Regions from separate parts of the Homo sapiens genome. Here region 1 is linked to region 2. A link is an interaction called in ENCODE POLR2A ChIA-PET data of the cell type or tissue named here. Cell type or tissue: IMR-90. All regions are shown on one strand.

The links. ChIA-PET counts read pairs that join two places held together with the same protein. Peaks named below come from ENCODE experiments on the same cell type or tissue, not always from the same donor. Only the 100,000 strongest peaks of a DNase experiment are listed, where the experiment ranks them.
Region 1: POLR2A ChIA-PET joins it to region 2 with 6 read pairs; 17 of 35 experiments call an interaction of 5 or more read pairs at or near these places.

Annotation. Positions count from the first base shown.
Region 1 is chr16:4,460,215-4,468,214 of GRCh38, reverse strand. NMRAL1 (NmrA like redox sensor 1) reads left to right here. Exons shown (of 6, transcript NM_020677.6): 4 at 1,813-2,062; 5 at 4,365-4,555; 6 at 6,256-6,521. The coding sequence ends at 6,435. Among named protein-coding and RNA genes, the nearest start is that of NMRAL1, 10 kb to the left of the region's middle. RefSeq lists an enhancer at 1,684-2,185. In IMR-90, no CTCF peak of the experiment used is centred here; a DNase peak (open chromatin) is centred at 3,874; H3K27ac peaks cover 808 bases.
Region 2 is chr16:4,601,762-4,609,761 of GRCh38, reverse strand. It overlaps UBALD1 (UBA like domain containing 1), which reads left to right. Exons shown (of 3, transcript NM_145253.3): 3 at 1-878. The coding sequence ends at 129. Among named protein-coding and RNA genes, the nearest start is that of UBALD1, 9.1 kb to the left of the region's middle. In IMR-90, no CTCF peak of the experiment used is centred here; no DNase peak of the experiment used is centred here.

The sequences.
Region 1 (8,000 bases), 140 kb after region 2:
TTCTCCTGCCCCAGCCTCCCGAATAGCTGAGATTACATGCATGCGTCACCATGCCCTGGTAATTTTTTTGTATTTTTAGTACAGACGGGGTTTCTCCATGTTGGTCAAGCTGGTCTCTAACTCCCGGCCTCAGGCGATCCGCCTGCCTCGGCCTCCCAAAGTGCTGGGACTGCGGGCATGAGCCACTGCGCCCAGCCCAGCAGATCTTATTTCTAATCCTGATGATTCCCTGTGGGCTTCCTGGTACTGTCACGAAAAAGGACCACAATCCACGTGGCTTAAAACCATAGAAATCAGCTGGGCACAGTGGCTCATGCTTGTAATCCCCACACTTTGGGAGGCCGAGGCGGGCAGATCACTTGAAGTCAGGAGTTTGAGACCATCCTGGCCAACACAGTGAAACCCTGTCTCTACTAAAAATACAAAAATTAGCTGGGCATGGTGGTGGGCGCCTGTAATCCCAGCTACTCAGGAGGCTGAGGCAGGAGAATTGCTTGAACCCAAGAGGCGGAGGTTGCAGTGAGCCAAGATTGTGCCACTGCACTCCGGCCTGAGCGACAGAGCTAGACTCTGTCTCAAAAACAAAAACAAAAACCACAGAAATCGATTCTCTGATATTCTAGAAGCTAGAAGTTCAAAATCAAGGTGTCAGCAATGTCACCCTCTCTCCAGAGTCTTGGAGGCCAGGCGTGGTAGTTTATGCTTGTAATCCCAGCACTTTGGGAGGCTGAGGTGGGCAGATCACTTAAGGTCAGGAGTTCAAGACCAGCCTGGCCAACACAGCAAAACCCTGTCTCTACAAAAAATACAAAAATTAGCCAGGCATGGTGGCGGGCACCTGTAGTCCCAGCGACTCAGGAGGGTGAGGCAGGAGAATTGCTTGAATCCAGGAAGCGGAGGCTGCAGTGAGCAGAGATCACGCCACTGCACTCCTGCCTGGGTGACAGAGTGAGAGTCCATCTTAAAAAACAAAACAAAACAAGGGGTTTGAGGGAAATCCTTCTTCACTGTTTCTGGCTTCTCATGGCTCCAGGTGTTCCTGGGCTTGTGGCCACAAAGCTCCAATCTCCGCTTCCCTCTTCGCATGGCCTTCTCCAGGTGTTGTCTCTTCTCCCGTCTCTTATAAGTACCCTGGTTACTGGATTTAGCGCCTATCTAGTTAGTGCAGGATGTTCCCATCTCAAGATCCTTCACGTAATTACATCTGCCAAGACCCTTTTTCCGAATAAGGTCACATTCACAGTTTTCAGGAATGAGGATGCGGCATATCTTTTTGGAGGCCACCGTCCGAATCTCTGCGTCACCTCATGCAGTAGGTAGTGTTGTCATCTGCATTTTACCAGCGAGGTCAGGATGGTGCCATCACTTCTCTGGGGTCACACTGCTCGTACATGGCAGAGCCTGATTTGAACCTAGGCAGCTGTGGTGCCTCTGTATAGCCTCCCAGGGCTCTCCAAGGAAGATGGCTGAGCTCCATGGGCAGGGTGTTCTCACACCAGCAGAGATGGGACGTGTGCATTCTCCTTTAGACCTCCATGCAGGCCGTCCCCCTGCAGCCGACCTGCCCCCCCGTCCTATGTTGCACATGGTGGGCCAGAGTCAGTGGCTGGTAGAAGGCTTCCGGGGCTGTGTTTACGGGCGTGGTGTCATGTGTGAACATCATTCCAGGAGAGGGGGCCTCCTCAAGGGTAAGTGGGGTCTAGATGTTAACCTCGCAGATGGTGGCCGCTCCGGGATTAGAATGCTGGGGCTGTGACCAGGGACAGACATCCTTCTTCTGAGCCTTGTGATCTCTCCTTCCCTGCCCTCCAGGGGAAGCTGCTCGCTGATCTGGCCAGGCGCCTGGGCCTCCACTATGTGGTCTACAGCGGCCTGGAGAACATCAAGAAGCTGACGGCAGGGAGATTGGCCGCCGCGCACTTTGACGGCAAAGGGGAGGTGGAGGAATATTTCCGGGACATTGGCGTTCCCATGACCAGTGTGCGGCTGCCCTGCTATTTTGAGAACCTCCTCTCCCACTTCTTGCCCCAGAAAGCCCCAGACGGAAAGAGCTACTTGCTGAGTAAGTGCCCTTTCTCGCACACGGTGAGGCAGAGCTCTCACCCTGTAAAGCCGTTGGTGTAACAGACCGCGGGCCGCTGTCACGTGGTGCCAGGTTCAAGCCGTGGCTCCCTCACGTTAGGCCCAGGACTGAGCACATCCTGTCAGCTTGCGGGGCCTCAGCTTCCTGTTCTGTGAGATGGGCTCTATACCAATGTTTGCAGGGGTGGCAAGATCTGCTGAGATGGTGGTGACACGATATTCGCTTGGTCCATTGGAAGGCTTTACAGAGAGGACCTAGTGATTGTCAGTTCTCCTTCAAAGATGAGGAGGGCCGGGCGCTGTGGCTTATGCCTGTAGTCCCAGCACTTTGGGAGGCTGAGGCGGGGAGACCAGCCTGGCCAACATGGTGAAACCCCATCTCTACTAAAAATACAAAAATTAGCTGGGCGTGGTGCCACCCACCTGTACTGGCAGCTACTAGGGAGGCTGAGGCAGGGGAATCGCTTGAACCCAGGAGGTGGAGGTTGCAGTGAGCTGAGATTGTGCCACTGCACTCTAGCCTAGGCGACAAGAGCAACACTCCGTCTCAAAACAAACAAAACAAAACAAAACAAAACAAAAAAACCAAAGACGAGGAGAGGATTTGGAAAATGAAGTTCAGTTGCAGATTTCACAAACTAGGAAAGCTCTTTCTTCTCAGTGCCCATTGGGGCTATAAACAGGTTAGGTGCACTGGCCCTGGCTGGGAACAAGGCTCACCCAACCTGTGTCCTGCTGGTCACTCAGTGATCAGGGCAGGAGGGGTTGGTGCCTCTGGCTGGCCACTCCTTACCCTCTGGTTGAATGCCAGGTCACCCTCGCATAAGGGCCCAGCCCATGGGAGTCCTGCTCACCTGGCGGGCCAAGTCTGGTGGTAACAGTAGCCCTTTGGTACCACCATTTATTATAGTTTGCAAAGCTGGCCAGGCGCAGTGGCTTACGCCTGTAATCCCAGCACTTTGGGAAGCCGAGGTGGGCAGACCACCAGTTCAGGAGTTTGAGACCAGCCTGGCCAGCATGGTGTGAAACCCCATCTCTACTAAAAATACAAAAATTAGCCAGCCTGGCGTGGTGGTGCACGCCTGTAATCCCAGCTACTCGGGAGGCTGAGGCAGAAGAATCGCTTGAACCCAGGAGGCAGAGGTTGCAGTGAGCCGAGATCGTGGCACTGCACTCCAGCCTGGGTGACAGAGCAAGACCCCGTCTCAAAAAAAAAAGGCCGGGCACGGTGGCTTACGCCTGTAATCCCAGCACTTTGGGAGGCCGAGGAGGGCGGATCACGAGGTTCAGGAGATCGAGACCATCATGGCTAACTTGGTGAAACCCCTGTCTCTACTAAAAATACAAAAACTTAGCCGGGTGTGGCGGCAGGCGCCTGTAGTCCCAGCTACTCGGGAGGCTGAGGCAGGAGAATGGTGTGAACCCGGGAGGTGGAGCTTGTGGTGAGCCAAGATTGCGCCACTGCACTCCAGCCTGGGCGACAGAGCGAGACTCCATCTCAAAAAAAAAAAAAAAAAAAAACCTGCAGTCAGGGATATCTCCTGCTCCGGTCTGTGCGCTCTGTGCCCTCGAGCTCCCAGGTGATCTGAACAGGAAGCTGCACTGGCCCCTGTCTCTAGGTAAGGAGGATAGGACCCAAGCATTCCACAGGCCACACCCAGACAGTTGCCAGCCTCCCCATCTACAAAACCTCAGCCTGGAAGTTTGCGAGTCATTCATTCATTCAGGATTTATGAAGCATTTATCATGGACGTGCTGCTCTAGGCCAGCCGTTGGTGTCTGGTTAATCAGGATTCCTGGTAAGTGAGTTGGTATTTGGAGTATCTACTCAGAGGTGGACGTTCCAGCTTCCAGGAATCTAGGATATGACAGAGTACTTCAGGCTGGTGCCTCCAGATTAGCGGAGACCCTGGGCTCCAGCCACACTCTCTGTAGCAGCTTTCAGAGTCCTTTTCCTTTGTCCCTTCTCTGTCATCCTAGCGCTGAGAGAGCTGGGCAGGCCCAGGTTCTTAGCCCCATTCTAGGAATGCAGCAACCCAGGCTCAGAGAGCCTCAACAGCCTGCCCTAGGTGGCAGTACCCGGATTCCATCCCGTTTCCTGACTCAATTCCACTGCTGCCTCTGTGCTACCACAAATAGCAAGACTTGTCTTAGCTATGCCCGAGTGCTGGAGTGTGCAGCTGACTGCTGGGAAGAACCAGCTTGGACCCTTTGGAGAGGGGCTCTGTCCCTGCCCCTGTCTGCCCTCGGGACATATACCAGCTCACGTCTCTGCCCCACAGGCTTGCCCACAGGTGACGTTCCCATGGATGGCATGTCCGTGTCTGACCTGGGTCCTGTGGTGCTCAGCCTTTTGAAGATGCCAGAAAAATACGTCGGCCAGAACATCGGGCTGAGCACTTGCAGGCACACGGCCGAGGAGTACGCTGCCCTGCTCACCAAGCACACCCGCAAGGTCGTGCACGATGCCAAGGTGGGCCTCCCGCCCCAGGTGACTCAGGCATCCTTGTCAGGGCTTTCTAGCTCCCGTAGGGAGGGTGTGTCCAGGGCTGCCCACACCTCTGGGCAGTACATCTAAATTCATTCGTTCATCGTCAACGTTTATTTTCTGCTGTTCCAGGAGCTAACTGGCCACAGAGTGAAATTTCTGGCTTAGATGTTTTGACCAAATAGAGAGAAAAGCTTCCAGGAGGAGAGGGCCATAGGAGCCAAGGCAAGGAGGGGTGAAAATGCAGGCCCTGCCGGGCTCCTCTGTGGGAGGGAATTTGAAGAGAAAAGAGTCTGGAAAGATAGACCCGACCCCTCCCCTGTGGGAGGGGATTTAAAGGGAAAGAGGCTAGAAAGATAGGGCCGACCCCTGCCCCCATTGGCCTGGCTGGGTGGGCAGGAGGCCTACTGGACAGACTCTTGGGTACCTGGTTTCTAATGTTTGTCATTACCATTAGGAAAGTAAGACATACTCATTAAAGAATCTGGGAGGCTGGGTGCAGTAGCTCACGCCTGTAATCCCAGCACTTTGGGAGGCCGAGGCAGGTGGATCACCTGAGGTCAGGAGTTTGAGACCAGCCTGGCCAACAGGGTGAAACCCCATCTCTACTAAAAATAAACAAATTAGCCGGGTGTGGTGGCAGGCGCCTGTAATCCCAGCTACTTGGGAGGCTGAGGCAAGAGAATCGCTTGAACTCAGGAGGCAGAGTTTGCAGCGAGCCGAGATGCCACTGCACTCCAGACTGGGCGACAGAGCGAGACTCCAACTCCAAAAAAAAAAAAGAATCTGGGAAACACTGGAGTCCTTAAAAGACGAAAGTTGGGTCAGGCGCGGTAGCTCACACCTGTAATCCTAGCACTTTGGGAGGCTGAGGCGGGCAATTACAAGGTCAGGAAATCGAGACCATCCTGACTAACACGGTGAAACCCCGTCTCTACTAAAAATACAAAAAATTAGCCCGGCGTGGTGGGCCTAACTCCTGGGCTCAAGCGATCCTCCCACCTCCACCTCCCAAAGTGCTGGGATGACAGGTGTGAGCCACTGTGTCTGGTCAAGCTTTGGTTTTTGAGAAAGAAAGTGATGCAGGCAGGTCTCTGATTTGGAAGGGACTGAGATATTTTCGTCTCATGATCTGAAAATAATAGTCTTTTTATTTATTCATTTTTGAGACAGGGTCTCACTCTTGTTGCCCAGGCTGGAGTACAGTGGGGTGATCTCAGCTCACTGCAACCTCCACCTCCTGGTTTCAAGCGATTCTCCTGTCTCAGCCTCCTAAGTAGCTGGGATTACACGCACCTACCACCAGGCTGGCTAATTTTTGTATTTTTGAAAGAGACGGGGTTTTATCGTGTTGGCCACGCTGGTCTCGAACTCCTGGCCTCAAGAGATTTGCCTGCCTCAGCCTCCCAAAGTGCAGGGATTACGGGCATGAGCCACAGCATCTGGCCAAGAACAATCTTTAAACTGATCTACAATGTCAGGCAGCTCAGGAGAGCAGCAGTTTCTGAACTTTCGGCTCTTAGAAGTTTTCAAATGACCTTGTACGGAGGACCTGGGTCAGGGACCGAGACAATAGTGGCTCTGGGTGTAGCAGGTCGGGAGACCCCAGCCCATCCGGCCTCCCTGCCCCGCCACCTCCCGGGGCACTGGAGGACGCCGGCCACGACAGGCTCCTCTGCTTCCAGATGACTCCTGAGGACTACGAAAAGCTTGGCTTTCCCGGTGCCCGGGACCTGGCCAACATGTTCCGTTTCTATGCCCTGAGACCCGACCGTGACATCGAGCTGACCCTGAGACTCAACCCCAAGGCCCTGACGCTGGACCAGTGGCTGGAACAGCACAAAGGGGACTTCAACCTGCTGTGACCTGCCCGCCTCGCGGCCCCTTGTGGGGATCGGGGGCACCAGAGGGGCAGAGGCACCAACATCTGAATAAAGCCATTGTTCTCCCAGATGGCTTCCAGGAGAAGAGGACTCTGCTTCCAGGACTTGGGTTGGGGTGGTAGTTGTGTACCAACACAACAGTAAGTGGTTGGGGAGGGTCCGGGGCTGTACCAACACAGCAGTAAGTTGGAGCGGGGGGGGGGGGTCCAGGGCTGTACCAACACAGCAGTAAGTGAGGGGACCCGGGGTTGTACCAACACAGCAGTAAGGGGTGGCTCCAGGGCTGTACCAACACAGCAGTAAGGGAGGGTCCAAGGCTGAAGGGATCACTTGGTGACTGGGACGAGTGACCTAAACGTGTTTAGTCAGACAGGTGTGAAGTGGCCTGTTCTGACCTCAGCTAGCAGAACAGCTCTGACCAGCAGCCTCTGTTCCCACATTTGAAATTCATTCACAGACGGGGACATAGCACAGGACACAGAGGAGCCCCAGGAGCCGAGCTTCTGACACACCCCTTTCATCTCCAGAGCTAGTGAGGCCATCTGCACATGTGAACTGGAGACAGGCTCTGCAGGGAGGCGGGGGAGATATGGGCTTCTCCCTTTCTCTCCTCATCCTTGTCCTGGAAGGAGCCGGCCTTGGGGTACCATCCTGGACACAGGTGAACTTCAAACAGGTTGGAAAAAGGAAAATCGGATGTGGCAGAGCTGTGGTCCACAACGCACAGTAATTGGACACTGCTGGGAAGCAAAACTGAAGGAGAAACAACCCACCTTGCTTGCTGGGGTGGGTCACAGAGAAGAGGGTCAGAGGCCGAGAGACCAGTTATTTGCCTGAGAGTTTGTGGTCCATGGCAGCTCCGATTTTTTTTTTTTTTTTTTTTTTTGAGACGGAGTCTCCCTCTGTCACCCAGGCTGGGGTGCAGTGGCACGATCCCAGCTCACTGCAGCCTCCACCTCCTGGGTTCAAGTGATTCTCCTGCCTCAGCCTCCCGAGTAGCTGGGATTACAAGCATGCACCATCACGTCCAGCTAATTTTTGTATTTTTAGTAGAGACGGGGTTTCACCATATTGTCCAGGATGGTCTCGATCTCTTGACCTCGTGATCCGCCCGCCTCGGCCTTCCAAAGTGTTGGGATTACAGGCATAAGCCACCGCGCCTGGCCAATTTTTTTTTTTTTTTTTTTTTTTTTTAAAGAGTCAAGGTCTCGCTCTGTTGCCCAGGCTGGAGTGCAGTGGCACAGTCATAGCTCACTGCAGCCTTCACCTCCCAGGCTTAAGTGATCCTTCCACCTCAACCTCCTGAGTAGCTGGGATTATCGTACAGGTATGAGCCACTGAGCCCAGCAGTTCTGTGAATTTCAATTCAACACATTTAGGTTTGTGTGACTACCATCACAGTTTTTATTTTTTTACTTCCCCACCCTGGCTCTGGCACCCCCAGGCACAAAAATTCATTCTATCCATTGACTGAAGCATTTCTTTGACAATTTACCAGTATGCTGGGCCCTAAATACAATGTAGCAAAAAAAGTTATGCTGCCTGCC
Region 2 (8,000 bases):
CACCACCAGCCACAGCCGCCCCTGTGGACTCCAACACCCCCTTCTCCGGCTTCAGACTGGCCACCCCTGGCCCCCCAACAGGCCACCTCAGAACCCAGGGCCCACCCTGCCATGGAGGCAGAGAGATAAGGGAGGCCCCTCCCCCCTCCCGGAGGCCAGGACCCCGTGGGGCGGGGGAGAGGACGTCTCTGCGGGCCCCCTTCACCCCTTTTCTGTCTGCACCCCTTGTTCCCCGGAGCCCTGGAGGGGAGAGCGCGGACTCTAGCCAGGCAGGGACACGTCTGGTGCCAGAACACGCAGCTGCCCACACGCAAGGTCATGGCCCCAGCGGCCCCGGCACATGGAGTGGTTCAGCGCGGCCTGGGTGCCTGGCGGACAGAACTTCAGAGACCACGCAGCCTTCCTTCGAAGACGCACCTGCCCAGCCCAGCCCAGGGGTGCCGTGGAGGACCACCCTGGCAGAGACATTGCTGATCCCTGGCTTGGAGCTCCTTGGGGGCCGGCAGGCCTCGACCCCCACCCTAGGGAATGCAGAGCCTCTCCGCATGTGTGCGCGTGGCCGTGTCTGTGTATTTCTACGTGTGTCGCTCTTCAGAAGCAACCTAGTTCCTGGGGCAGCTGGACTTTGCATGTTAGTGTGAGCCCCCAGCCCCCTGCCCGCCGCCCCCTCCCCAGGGCCCTGCCTCCTCCCCACCCCCTCGTCAGCCAGCGTTGCTGTTCCTTGCAGAGAAAAGGATTGTGGGAAACTCCAGGACTCTTCCCACCGCCTCCCAGCGCCTGCCTGCTGGGGCTGCCTGCATGCCTCCCCTGCACCTGGGGGTACCCGCATCCACTTCCTTTCCCCCTTTTAACAAAAGAGAAGAACGAATTCCAAACCACTGCCAGGCTCTGTGGTCTTACCTTGTATACGAGGCTTGCTGCCAGCTGGTTCTGGGGGCCGCCGCCCAGAAGACAGGGCCACCCCGAGCCTCCCCGGCTCCACACTGCTGCCTGTAGCCCTTGTCAGCCACAGCGTGCTCTGGAATCTTCCTGCCCACCCAGGGCTTTTCCTGTGAAGTTAGTTCCTGGCCTGGGTCCCCATCCTGTCGGCCCACCCCTGCCCCTGCTTGGCTGGACAGATCCCGGCGCCCAGTTAGGAGTTCGCAGGGCTCACACCTGCCTTCTGTTGTCCTGGGTTTCATCTCAGGACTTTTCTCGGTCTCGGCTCCAGTGGCTGGGCACAGGCTGGACCCTCTGAGCCCGGCCTCCAGCACACACTGGGTAGGGCAGGGCCTCTGGGCAGAGGGCAGACAGAGCCAGGGAAGCTTGCAAGGGGCAGAGGACGAGGCAGGGGACAAGGATGGGGCGGAGTGCTGCCAGCAAAGGGGGCACAGATGTTGGGTCACTTAGGAGACTGGCAACCCGAGGCTGCCTGGGATGAGCTGGAGCAGCTTTGGGAGAATGCACCCTCAGCCTCACAGCTCCCCAAGAGTGGGCTTGGACTTGGGGCAGAAGGGAGACTGGGGCCTCTGCAACACCCCCACGGGACTCAGCTCACAGCTCCTCAAGGGCAACACCCACTCTGTCTAAGATAGCACCAGCCCCTGGCGGAGGCCCTGCCGGCTGGGTGGAAGAGCATCTTCTCTTTCTGAAAGTCCCGTGCTCCCCTGGCGTCCGACACTCCCCACTGACCCTTCCTGGCTCCCAGGGATGTGACTGTGCCTCTCAGGAAGCGTGCCTCGGTGCTCTTGCCACACCAGTGCCTGGCTTCATCTCCTGGTTGGAACCTGCAGAGGCTGTGTTGACAGAGCCCACCTGGGACAGCTGCTCACTGGCTGCTTGGCACTGGCGACTGGCTGCTGTGACCTCCGCTCAAGCCGCACTTGCTTCCCAGGAATGGGCCCTCCCAGGAATCTGCCTTTGTAATAGCCTTTCGGAGCCCACAGGACGGGTGATCCTGGCCAGCCAGCTAGCCCCCTGCATCCGCCTGGGGTGCCTGGGTAGCAGGGGAGGGAGAGAACGTGGCAGGAGGAGACGGGGGGACATATCTGGCCTCCTGAGTCTTTACTTTGCAGCTCCTCGATTCTTTGATATGGAAAAAAAATTCTCAGGAAACTGCCATAGCCGCCTTCCAGTGGTGGGAAAAATGCTTTGCAGAGAGAAGTGTTTTGGGGTAATCTGCAAAGTGGGGTGAGTGCCCCTGGACTCTCCCACCTCACATGCTGAGGTAGCTGCACGTGCCCGCCATGCATGAGGCAGCGCTGTCCAGGACTCTGCACAGTGTGAGGCTCGTGAGTGCTGTGTTTTTGTTTTTGTTTTTTGAGACGGAGTCTTACTCAGTCACCCAGGCTGGAGTGAAGTGGTGCCATCTCAGCTCACTGCAACCTCTGCCCCCCAGGTTCAAGTGATTCTCTTGGCTCAGCCTCCCTGGTAGGTGGGACTGCAGGCACCCTCCACCACGCCTGGCTAGTTTTTGTATTTTTAGTAGACACGGGGTTTCACCATGTTGGCCAGGCTGGTCTTGAACTGCTGACCTCAAGTGATCCACCTGCCTTGGCCTCCCAAAGTGCTGAGATTACAGGAGTGAGCCACCGCGCCCCGCGGGGAGTTCCATTTATTAAACACCATGAGCCCTGGGGTGGCCTGTAGTGAACCACACCCTCACTATTCAAGGCATGGTTCGGACCCCAGCATCAGCCAGGAGCTTGTTAGAGTGAGGCTGCAGCCCAGACTCCCCGAATCAGAAACTGATTGAACAGGAGCCCCTGGTTCCAGATAGACATCAAAGTTTAGGAATTGTCCCTACACTTCATCCCTACATCGTCACTAATACCGGGGAAACTGTCCCACCACCCTCATTTCTGTTTCTGGGGGCCACTGTGGGCTGGGCCTGGGGGTCTCAAGTGGTCACATTAAGGACGGGAGAGACTTGAGGTTCCTGCAGGGCTGGCTTTTTCAGCGTGGTCACTGTTGACATTGAGGGCTGTGTTATTGTCCTGCAGTGGTGCTGAGCAGTATCCCTGAGCCCTCCCCACTGAATCCAAGGGCAGCCCCCTTATTAGGACAATCGGAAGTGTTTGCAGCCAGTGCTCATGTCTCCTACAGGCCACCATGGTCCCAGTGGAGTGCCTCTGTGCTAGTTCTGTGGCTCTCATACCTGGCTGCACAGCAGGTAAAATAAAACTGGCAAACCACAGGTTCGTTGGCCTCATGCCATCAGACTCTCTGGGCCGAGGCCGAGGCCGAGGCCCTGACGTACAATCGTGGAAGCTCCCTGGGTAGATGATGGTGATTGATCTGTGACTGTACCAAAAGCCACTCAATGGCATGCTTTAGAAATGTGGACGTTCTGGTGTGTCAATTATACCTCAAGGCTGTTATTGAAAATAAAACAGGCTGGGCAGGTGGCTCACGCCTGTAATCCTAGCACTTTGGGAGGGTGCAGCGGGGGGATCATGAGGTCAAGAGATCGAGACCATCCTGGCCAACATGGTGAAACAGCCGTCTCTACTAAAATACAAAAAATTAGCTAGGCGTGGTGGCGGGCGCCTGTAGTCCCAGCTACTCGGGAGGCTGAGGCAGGAGAATCGCTTGAACCCAGGAGGTGGACGTTGCAGTGAGCAGAGATCGCTCCACTGCACTCCAGCCTGGAGACAAAGCAAGACTCCACCTCAAAAGAAAAAAAAAAAAAAACAGAAAAAAATGAAAATAGCTCCTTTCACATATATTTTTACGTGCCATCTAGTCATGCCCCCCACATCGTGAGTGGGAGCCTGCAGACTCGATCCCCGGACTTCCAGAGCACAAGCGTCCCCTGGGTGCTTGCTGAACACCCACGTTCCCGGCCTCTCCCTTGAGGCAGTTGTTCTGGAGGAGGGTCAAAGAATCTGATTTGTGTTTTAGAGATAGGGTCTTGCTCTGTTCCCCAGACTAGAGTGCAGTGATGCAATCATAGCTCACTACAGCCTTGAAATCCTGGGCTCAGGTGATCCTCCCACCTCAGGCTCCCAAGTAGCTGGGACTACAGGTGCACGCCACCACACCTGGCTAATTTTTTTTAAATTTTCTTGTAGAGATGAGGTCTTGCTATGTTGCCCAGGCTGCCCTTGAACTCCTGGCCTCAAGTGATCCTCTTGGCTTGGCCTCCAAAAGTGCTGGGATTACAGGCGTGAACCACCTCACCCAGCCCCAGATCTGATTTTTAATAAGTGCCCCAGGCCAGGTGGGAACCACTCCCAGTGGGAGCAGTCTGGGAGCCTTGGGGAGGGCAGGGCTGGGGCTGGGGCTGGCAGTGCAGGTGTTTTCCGGCAGATGCAGAGGCCCTACCAGGTGTGCTTGGAGCCCTTGGTCGCAGGGGCATCTTACAAAAAGAAGGGGGCTGTGCACGTGGGCTAGGACTAACTCTAGGGGAGCCAGAGGTGGGCCTACGAAATCACCACATGCCCCAGACCTTGAATGTGACACAAAGAACCTGGAGCCTCCCATGACTTCTCTAAGCCTGGAAAATCGAAAGCAAAACCAACCGGAGGCCAGACACGGTGGCTCACACCTGTAATCCCAGCCCTTTGGGAGGCCGAGGTGGGTGGATCACCTGAGGTCAGGGGATCAAGAGCAGCCCTACCAACATGGTGAAACTCCATCTCTGCTAAATACAAAAACTTAGCTGGGTGTGGTGGTGCATGCCTGTAATCCCAGCTACTCAGGAGGCTGAGGCAGGAGAATCGCTTGAACCCAGGAGGCAGAGGTTGCGGTGAACCGAGATGGCACCACTACACTCCAGCCTGGGCAACGAGCGAAACTCCGTCTCAAGAAAAAAAATCAGGAGAGTTTATGGGAAAAGCCTCACTTCCGACTTATCTTGGAAACTGGAAGATTTGGTGCAAATTCCCTTAAGGCCATAACTGGCTGAAACTGACCATGGCACTGGGGACACGGCGTGGCCTGCCCCTGCCAGCCTGCTCTACGCCACCACAGCCATGCACGAGTCCAACTCCTGCGTGGGAATCGGCTGGAATCCCTGGAGGGGGTCTGTCTTTTCACCACGGGGAGCTTCAGAAGTAAATGCCCTGTCCAGTGGGGTAGGATGAACGGCGGTGGGCAGGGCTCCCCCTGGAAACGGCCGTGAAAACAGACGGCTTGTTCTGCAAGATGCTCTCGGTCGAGAGGGACTCACCAGGGGCTGCTGAGTGTCCCCAGGGTCTTTGCAGCGGTCCAGCCAGGGTTCTCTGAGAACACCCTGCGGTCAGCCACAGGGAACCAGGCTGTCTCCGAGGCTGACTGCGGGGCTGGGTGGGGCTGCTGTGGCCCTGGAGGTCTCTGAGGGGCTTTCACAGCAGTCCCTGGCACAGGACAGATGAGTCCTTTGACTCCGGTCTTCTTCCCCGAATACGGGAGACCTCCTAGGTTGGCCGGAATGGAGTTCTTTTGACACAAGGCTACTTCTAATTCCTGCGTTTGGAAAGTTCTCTGGGTTTTTGAGCACTGCTCATATTTGGACAACGGATGTATTTCAACAGAGCCTTAAAAGAACACGGCTGTTTTGGAGGTGAGGGGCTACCGAGTCCTTTTAGGGAGGGCAGAAATTGGGGGCCCCTTCCAGGATGACCAAGGACTTGTCAGTGGCACAGCACTAGGCACCGAGGAGCCTGCTGGTGAAATTCTGCTCTGCTTCCCGGGGTCATCTCTCATCTCCTGGGGAATTGCAAAGCCACGATCTTGATGGAGTCATTTTGTCCTCATCCCAGTGGAGCCACGAGCAAGGTGAGGGAGGCAGAGGAGAGAAACCCTTGTCTGCCGGTTGTGTGTGTGGAAGGTCTCTGCTTAGAGCTCGCACATCCATGGAGAGTCAGAAGTCAAGCCAGCCAGGACAGTGGGTGTGGGGGGTTGGAGGGAGCATGTGTTGGTTCCTGCGTCCCTAAGAAGTCGCTGCATGCCACGCCCTTCTGTCTGGTGCCTGAACTTCCACCCTGGGCAGTCCACTTTCGGGTACTCACAGTGCCCTTTTCCAACACACGTGCTGGCGTCTGTTGTTTATCCCTTAGTGTTAATGAGTTCATGGTCCTTGAAAGGGAGAACACGTTGAATGACCTTTCACTTGCAGGGGTGGGCTGGGATGGGCCTGGCAGTGTGAGGTGGTCACCACACAGCATCTCCTCTATTCCAGCAGCACCTCAAGGTGGGACCTTCCTTTCCCTTCCTGCCCACCCCATTCACAGAGCCCCGCGCCCCTCCCTCCTCTCCCCACATGACCAATTCATCTGTCTTCTTTTTTTTTGTTTGAGACGGAGTTTCACTCTTGTCCCCGGGGCTGGAGTGCAATGGCGCGATCTTGGCTCACTGCAACCTCTGCTTTCTGGGTTCAGGCGATTCTCCTGCCTCAGCCTCCTGAGTAGCTGGGATTACAGGCGCGTGCCACCATGCCCAGCTAATGTTTTGTATTTTTAATAGAGACGGGGTTTCATCATACTGGCCAGGCTGGTCTCGAACTCCTGACCTCAGGTGATTTGCCCACCTCGGCCTCCCAAAGTGCTGGGATTACAGGCGTGAGCCACCACGCCCGGCCATGTTGTTGTTTTCTGTCACCCAGGCTGGAGTGCAGTGGTGCAATCATAGCTCACTGCAGCCTTGATGTCCTGGGCTAAATTGATCCTCCCGCCTCAGCCTCCCAACTAGCTGGGACCACACACATGCACTACCACGCATAGCTATTTATTTTTTTGTAGAGACGGGTCTCACTGTTGCCCTGGCTGGTCTGGAAATCCTGGATTCAAGCAGTCCTCTAGCCTCTCCCTCCAAAAGTGCTGGGCTTACAGGTATGAGCCGCTATGCCCAACCAAGCCACAGCTGCTGCCTAGGGAGTAGCGCAGCTCCCCCTCCCAGCTTCCAAGGCCTGCAGGCGCCACCCCTCTGCACTAGTGTGGGTTAGGGGAGATTCTGCCTGCAGCTCCCACCTGGGACCCAGGCCAAGGCCAGCCTCCCCACACCCTCCCTTGGGCACTGCCTTCTTCCGGGACTGCTCCTCACGGGCCTGCTGTGGGGCCGGAGTCCCCACCTTCCCAAGCCCCCAGGTGGCCCGTGAGGATGCAGAGGAGATGCCCCCAGGCCTCGCTCCTCACCTGCTGGGCTGCAGAAACTCACTCCAGCCCTGGCTTGTACACCCAAGAAAGGGGCTGGGATGGTGCTCTGGAGGGGCCCAGTGGGGACAGGCAGTGAGGGGCACTAGGGAGAGGGGGGCCCAGCTGTGCGGGACCGGGGGATGCCCTGGGTGTCACGTGTCAAGATGGCCTGGCCTGGTGTCCCCCAGGAGCCCTCCCCTCCCAGCTCAGCAGAGCGGGGGCCACGCCTCACTGCAGTGGGAGGGGGTGGAAGTCACAGGACCCAGCAGGTTCAGCCTCCTGGTGGGGGCCGGCAAGTTGGGGCCTCTCTCTCTGTGACCCTGGGTGCCTTCTCTCCTGCCCACGGGCTGAGCCTCGGGTGGTGGCTGGAGGAGGGACCAGCAAGTCCCACCTCCCCACACAGAAGGCACTCCGCCAGTCCCCTCATCCACGGTCAGAAATGTGGAAGATTTTGTTCTGGGCAGAAATTGCCCAAAATACTCATCTGTGGTATAGGGGTCGGGGTGGGGGCCAGGGCTACACCAGACAGCACCCCCAAGGCAGCTTGGATAGGTGTCACCCAGGTCAAGAGGGGCTTGGCCTCATTTGGACACAGTCTTTGGAGAAAGAAAAGAGCAGCCAGGGTGGGGGGCGTGGGTCGCAGTGAGCTGGGCCAGGGACCTTGAGGACAATAGGAACAGAGTAGGCATGCAGTGTCCCCAGACTCCGATGGCCACCGGGGCCGGGGGAGAGACTGGAGCCCAAAGTCCCCCCCTAGGCAGCCAAAGGGAAGTGAAAGGGGAGCCCCCCTCCAGCTCCCTCCTGGCAGCTCCCCACCAGCCCCTCAACTCCCCAGCACCACCCCAGGGATCCAGTGGACACTGGGGACTATGGCGGCGGGTCAGGCTTCACCCCTGCACAGGGACA